Regions from separate parts of the Mus musculus genome. Here region 2 is linked to region 1. Evidence: chromatin contacts called from ENCODE Hi-C or POLR2A ChIA-PET data. All regions are on one chromosome and are shown on one strand. Each heading gives the region's core, a stretch centred on a gene start or an enhancer-like site at or near the end of the contact. The rest is flanking DNA. Distances are from core to core; before and after follow the strand shown. Region 1 has its middle 4.4 kb from the start of Gm32673. Region 2 overlaps Cd9 (CD9 antigen).

Region 1 (3,544 bases), core at 507-3,006:
TCCACCCCTCCTCATCTCCTCCTCCTCCTCCACCCCTCCTCATCTCCTCCTCCTCCACCCCTCCTCATCTCCTCCTCCTCCACCCCTCCTCATCTCCTCCTCCTCCTCCACCCCTCCTCATCTCCTCCTCCTCCACCCCTCCTCATCTCCTCCTCCTCCACCCCTCCTCATCTCCTCCTCCTCCTCCACCCCTCCTCATCTCCTCCTCCTCCTCCTCCCCTTCCCCTCCCCCCTTCCCCCCCTCCAAACAAAGTCTCATGTATCCTGGGTGGACTTTCAGCTCAGCACATAGCTGAGAAGAGTCCTGAACTCCTGATGTTGTGGGGTATCCACCAGAGAAGACTGCCTGGGCATGGGTTTAAGCCAATAGAATCTTCATTAGCTGGCACATGGCTACACAGGCATTCAGGATCCCATAGTGTAGCCCCAAGTCTCTGTCGGGGTGAGCTTTTAAGCACACACACACACACACACACACACACACACACACACACACACACACTTGTCCTGGGTTGACACACTTCAGTTAGCAAGAACAGTTAGCCAGAAGCAGAACTACAGCCACCCAAAAGCCGGGTGAGCACATTTAGAGACGTTCCCATGACTATGGACTTTGATGGATTAGGTCTTTGTTTACGGTTTTGGCAGGTGATGCTGTCTACGTGCTGAGTGAATGGCTCTTCCAATATGGAGTCAGTTATGCTACAGTCTGGAGCCTGTTACACTGGCCCTCCTGATTCTACCACCCAATTGCTTGGTTTACAGACAGACATCACACCCACTCAAAAGTTACTCTCTGAGCTCAGACTTCCTCAGCTACCATATGGGAACAATAATAGTACGTATGCCCCAGTGTCCTGTGAAAACTGTCTGAGATAATTAATTCCTGTAGAGCCACTGGGACAACAGCTAGTTTACAGGAGGTGCCCTGTAAAGTACATGTGTATACATGCACAGAGATCTATATGATTCATGTATTTTAATTATAACTTTCTATCTAAAAGTATACATATATAATAATATGGACATTACTATATATATACAATGTTAGGTGTTCTGTGCTAGACATTACTTCCAAGTTCCTCTTGAGTGGGAGGCCGATAGCTCCTGGGCATCTGGGAGTTACCTCTTCCCAGGGATGGTGACTCATTGGGAGGCCCTCCCAGAATCAACCAAATCTTCCAATTTACCATCCACACTGGCTGAGCTAGTCTCAAGCCCTGTTCTAAATCTGTAGCTAGAAGCCAAGGGAAAGGGCTAGGGGCATGGGAGCGCGGGGGTGGGGGTGGGGGGGTGGGGGTGGGGGTGGGGTGTCTGTTCTTTCTGACTTTAAGCAGAGGGAGAACACTCTTGGGGATCCAGAGGAACTGGCCAGGCTCCATGGCTCCCCAAGTGGAGAATAGTGGCAAATTTTCCTCCGTGATGTCCCTCCTGCTGCCCAGTCCTAGCACATCCCATGCCAGCCCCGGGGCCCTGAAGCCCTGGAACTTGGGCAGGGAAGCAATCCCTGGCCCTGTGGAGAGAGGGGTCACACGCCCGCGGGAAGCCCACCACTCCAGAGGGCTGGCCATATTGCCCCCAGGCAGCAAGGAAGGCCTGAGCTCCTGCAGAGCTGCAGGTCCATACCAGAGGGTGACTCGGGCGGGAGCCCGCGGGCAGGGCGCGGCCGAGCGGGCAGCAGGACCCAATGGACGCCGGAAGCCTCGGAGGCTGACTCATCCTCCTGCCTCCGACAGTCACCGCAGCTTCCACGGCCACACAGAGCGCCCCAAAGGGGATGCGCCCCCTGGAGGCCACATCAGAAAGCGCAACCTGGGACCCTGGTTCCAAGTTAGATCTCTATTTAGATAAATTTGAGGTTCAAAGGAAGGAGGCAAGCACAAACACTTCCTTATCAGTTGGTTTTCATCTCTTTCGAGCCCTCTGTGGAGGCGTGACACCAAATATGAGCATGTGAGCACCTAGTAGGCTCACAATTCGGGCGCAAGTGGATTGCTGGCCTGGTCCCAACCTAATGCAGCCTAATTGTCACCCCTCAGACTCATTTCTCCTTTTGGTCTTAAGACAGCAGAGAATTCATTGACAAACCAGTGACACCCCCCCCCCCCAGCTGATGAAAATGGACAACGTTTACCCAATACCATTGTGCAGAGAGTTTGCATACGTTATTTAATGCCCTTAATCTCTAAAGGAAGTAGATATTATTACCCTGCCTGTTTTCAGGAACTAAATGAAGATTTAAGCGATGGCACTACCGCTATTTGTAGTTTGTTTCTTGGTTTATGGTGGATTTTTTTATGTTATTGTTGTTGTTATTTTTGAGACAGGGTTTCTCTGTGTGACAGCCCTGCTGAAATGGAACTTGCTTTGTAGACCAGGCTGGCCTTGAACTCACAGAGATCACAGTGCTGGGTAAAGGAGTGAGTCACCATGCCCAGTACACACTCAGTTGTGTAAGCAACACTTTCATTTAATTCCACAATAATGTGGAGTGTAGGGATCATTTCCCACGGACAGGTCAGCTAACAGGAAATGAAGGTTCGTTTCTCAAGGTCTTACAGCTCCAATTCTCAGATATAAATCCCTCATTTCTTTCCAACTCCGTGGTCCCCTCCATTCCATCCCACCTCGGCCCTCCCTTGAGGAATAAAAGTGACTCACTCAACCCCACCTGTAGGCTCCAGCAGCTATGAGTCACTAACCCACCCTTTGGGTAGCAGTGACATCCATAACAAACCTAAGCACCTCCCACTTCCCTAGCCCCACCCCCTCCACCCACCCCACTGGCCCCTAGGAAGCGAGAGGCTGGTGAGTGGTTTCTGGTTTCCCACACACTGTCTTTTCAGTGCCCAGGAGGGTGACTGTCTTGAGATTCAATGACCGGTTTGAGCTCCTGTACACGCAAGGAGCCCAGATGTCCTAAACAACCGTCGTAGGCATAGCGGGGAAACCTATGATCGCACCACCACAGAGTAGCCTGAGGCAGGATTGCAGATGCTAAAGCAGCATAAACTACACAGCAAAGAGCCTGGATTACTGAGCTTGCCTGCAGGAGAAAAGAGCTTCAAACCTGATGCGACCGCCCCATGCCGCATCTCTGGGGCGAGAGAGGACTTCAGGAAGGGGTCTGTTAGCGTTCTGTCTAAGCTCCGCCCCACAGTTACCTGTCAATAGCCAGGTAGGCCTGACCCACTGCTTGCCCCTTTCTCCCTCCTTGTTCCTCTCTTGCTACCTTGTTCTTCCCTTCCCCATCTCTCCATGTGCTCATGGCCAGCCTCTACTCTTCTATTCTCCCTCTCTCTGCCTTTCTCTGCCTCTACTACCCTCTTAACTCCCCTCCCCATACCCTGAATAAACTCTATTCTATACTATACCTTTGTGTGGCTGGTCCCTCGGGGAAGGGGATGCCTCAGCATGGGCCCGCGGAGGAACCTCCTTCCCCCCCCCATACCTCACCACGCCCCCATAGAATATATACCCCCTCTTTTTTGTTTTGTTTTGTTTTTCGAGACAGGGTTTCTCTGTATAGCCCTGGCTGCCCTGG
Region 2 (3,544 bases), core at 495-2,994, 41 kb before region 1:
GGTGTGTAGTGAGGCAGAAATGCAAGACTTAGCAGAACAGCTGATACCTTCCTTACCCATAGAAGGGCTTTCTCTCCAGGTCAGCCCTGGTACATTCATCCTGTCAGCAGGACACAGTCCCAGGCTTACCAACATGTCAGACATGTCACAGAACTACATTTCCCAGCCCCGGGGCCCACAGCTCTTAACTTGGTGTCCTTCTAGAACCATGGCCAGAGTGAAGGAATTTAGGGGGTGTGGCCACAGGCCATGAGTGTCCATCCCAAGTGCTTGGGACATTCTGGGTATATGTCCTCAGTAAGGTGGCCTCCCTGCACTGGGTACGTCTGCCATGGAGGATTGTCCATTTCCCACCTGAATCCGGCACGGCAGACGTGGGACCCACACTTCTCTGAGGGTGCCATGCTCAGCATATACCAGTGACTCTTCTGAATGAGAGTAACCGGCCGTGGGAGGGAGAGAAGGCAGGAATGAGCTGGGGTGGGGGAGGGAGTAGAGTGGGGGCCAGGTGTTTGGGGATAATGAACCAAATGGTCGGCGGGAAATGCTTATGACTTAGATAGAGCTGGGCCTCCAGGGAAGGCTTTTGTGTCCTCGCTAGTCGGGGCTCAGAGCCCAATACACAGGTGGGACAGAGCACCCCACTTCCTGTGCAAAGGGCACCCTGACATATGCTACGCCACCCCATTTAAATAGACCTATAATGTCAGCCCAAGAGAAAAAAAAAAACTGTATAATAAACAGCCCTTAAGCAATTTAGCGTGGAGATCCTGATGAAGGCCCTCTGACGAATATATTTTTCCATGAGTCAGACAGAAAGCTAACATTCACTCCTTTTATAAAAGGGAACGCTTTGTCGTTTAACACTGCCAGCCCTTGCTAACAAGGGCCGGGTGTGGGGCTGTGAGCTGCCGCTTTCCCAAAAGGAAGCAAGAGACGGTTCTTTTCTAAAGCAGGCCAAGAGGTGGGGCGGAGCTCCGAGCTGGAGCTCAGAAGTGAAGACCAGCCTCACCGTCAGGAAGCCCTGGGTTTGAGCTCTATCTAGCCCTTCTTTACACATCTGTAAAGATACAATAGGAGGCTCGCATTGAGTCCATGACTCACTAGGGTTGGGAGACCAGCTTCCAGATGAGCCATTTCTATAGCTTACCTGCCAGGGTTGCTGTCTTCTTGCTCCTGACTAGAGAAGGCTAAACAGAGACACTTCCAGAGCTGCAGCTATCTGAACAAGAGTTAAAGCCAACAGACATTTAGTTTAAAATCTTTCTGGGGTTGATCTGTCATATGAACCAAGAGGCCCACTAGGGAAACATTCTCTCTCTGTGAGAACTGCCCCCTCCTTCAAGGCTCTTGGTTCCCAGGCTGCCCTGGCCTTACCAGGGTGTCCAAGCTCCCATACCGGGGTGTGGACTATATTTGTTTGCATTTGACTCTATCTCATGTTTTTATGTCTTGCCCTGATCCGACAGTCAGAAACCACGGCTGTACTTCTGCCACAGTCAGTGGTGTCCCCTTGGCAGCTGGCGTTCCTCCCCAGGGGCCGTGCACGGAACTGCACTGCCTCCCATGTTCAGGCCCCACTACGTTGGCTGGCCAGGGAGATGACTTGAGGACAAGCTGCGTTTGTCCCCTTGCCCAGTCTAGGCCAGGCATGCACAGAAACAATACCCATATTCATGCACTGTGGGGTTTTCCAGTAACCCCACGTGACTTCACGTCACAACGGCGATAGGAGGAGGCGAGAGAGGCACAAATGCCCACTGTGTGTGCTCTGCTCTGGGCTGCCTATGAGCATCAGCTGCAGGCCAATCTCACGGTCTCTGCCTGCAGAGTCCCGCCCTACGCTGGATGCTGCAGATGGGGGACGACGGTGAGGTCACTGTGGCACCTGCCAAAAGTCCTTGTCACGTAATGTGCTGTGTTCTGTGAGGAGGCATATCTCCCACTCTTGTTTTTTTCACCTATCTGAAGAAGTCTCTCTGACCCTAGTGGGAGAATAGGGAGAGAGTGTCAAGTACATAAAAATCACATGGGTTTTTGCAGTGGTTACCTAGGCCTTATAGTGTTGGGATTAATAACAGTTGCCGTGTGTGTGTGTGTGTGTGTGTGTGTGTGTGTGTGTGTGTGTGTGTTTGTGAATGTGTGTACTACCTCATTACACACGTCACAACAGTTCCAGGAGACTGCACTGTTGTCATCCCTCTTTCTGTGGTACTAAAGATTGAACCCGGTGCCTCTATGTGTGCCTCAAGCCCCCAGTCATTTAAATCTATGTATGCACATGTGGGAGCCAGAAGGAATGCTGGGTGTCTCTTGTGCTCTCCAGATCATTGAGGCCCAGTCTCTCACTGAACCTGAAGTTCTTTTTTTTCAGCTAAGCTGACCAGCCAGCCAGCTATCTCCTGGGATCTGACTGGCTCCACTTCCCAGGGCTGGCACACACGTATAACCTGGCTTTTTTTTTATGTGGGTGTGGGTTCTGGGATCTCAGACTTGGGTCATCATGGATGGGTGCATAGCAAACATTCTTAGTGAGCCATCTCTCAACCCCAATCACCCTGTGTTTTATTTTAAAAAACAAACAAGTTGCCATTTCTTCTTTTCTTTTTCTAAGACAGGGTTACTACGTACCCTGGCTGCCTTGGAACTCACTATGTAAAACAAGCTGACCAAGAACTCACAGAGATCCATCTGCCTCTGTGTATTGGGATTAAAGTTGTGTTAGCTGGCCATAGTGACTCACACATTTAATCTTAGCATTTGGGAGGCAGAGAGAGGCAGGTGGATCTCTGTGAGCTCTAGGACAGTCAGAGCCATATAGTGATACCCTTTCTATCTTGGAGGGAAAAAGAGGAAGGAAGGAAAAGAGAAAGTAAAGGGTATACTACCACACCTGGGAGAGGTGCACATCTTTTTTGGTTTTTCGAGACAGGGTTTCTCCATATCGCCCTGGCTGTCCTGGAACTCACTCTGTAGACCTGGCTTGGCCTCGAACTCAGGAATCTGCCTGCCTTTGCCTCCCGAGTGCTGGGATTAAAGGCATGTGCCACCACTGCCCAGCTGAGGTGTACATTTTTAAGCCCAGCACTTGGGAGGCAGAAGCAGGCAGCTCTGAGCTTCTGGCCAGGCCATTACACATGGTGTTTCAGGCCAGCCAGAGCTTACTTGAAGAGACAGTGTCTCACTATCTATCCACCCTAAAGCAATTTTTTTCATAAATACGTTTCTCTGGGATTACAGAACTGGCTTTCAAAGCTAAGCTTTCTGGGCTTTAAAGCTGGGGCTCCTGCCATGTCACTGTGCCCTTCCCAAGGTTGGCTAGAGCATGGTAGCAAGACGGGAGGTACTGGGGCTGAAGAAGTGGCCAGGGGCGAGAGTGTGTAGTGCTCATGCAGAGGACCCACGTTCAAGTCCCAGCACCGATGGGTTGGGTGCTCACAACTGCCTGTAACTCTAGCTCCAGGGGCTGTAACGCCCTCTTCTAGTCTCCAAGGGCAACTGCATTCATAAGCACCTACGTCAACAGAGACATACACATAATATA

Evidence for each region. A loop is a pair of places that touch in the nucleus more often than their neighbours do. ChIA-PET counts read pairs that join two places held with the same protein, here RNA polymerase II (POLR2A).
Region 2: a loop to region 1 is called in a map of heart, with 2.2 times the contacts of the local background. The contact joins two enhancer-like sites. A Hi-C loop is called at or near these places in 6 of 37 maps with a recorded cell type or tissue (CH12.LX, T-helper 17 cell, gastrocnemius and 3 more). POLR2A ChIA-PET finds 5 or more read pairs at or near these places in 5 of 5 experiments (Patski and embryonic stem cell).

What each region holds. Positions count from the first base shown.
Region 1 is chr6:125,424,748-125,428,291 of GRCm38, reverse strand. No RefSeq gene overlaps it. Among named protein-coding and RNA genes, the nearest start is that of Gm32673, 4.4 kb to the left of the region's middle. Within about 2 kb of position 1,756, at least 1 of the 3 ENCODE cell types and tissues checked has a DNase peak (open chromatin) inside an H3K27ac peak, as active enhancers do; it is heart, where a contact is called at or near this core.
Region 2 is chr6:125,465,651-125,469,194 of GRCm38, reverse strand. The region is part of intron 2 of Cd9 (CD9 antigen); the gene reads left to right. Among named protein-coding and RNA genes, the nearest start is that of Gm28809, 7.4 kb to the left of the region's middle. Within about 2 kb of position 1,744, at least 1 of the 3 ENCODE cell types and tissues checked has a DNase peak (open chromatin) inside an H3K27ac peak, as active enhancers do; it is heart, where a contact is called at or near this core.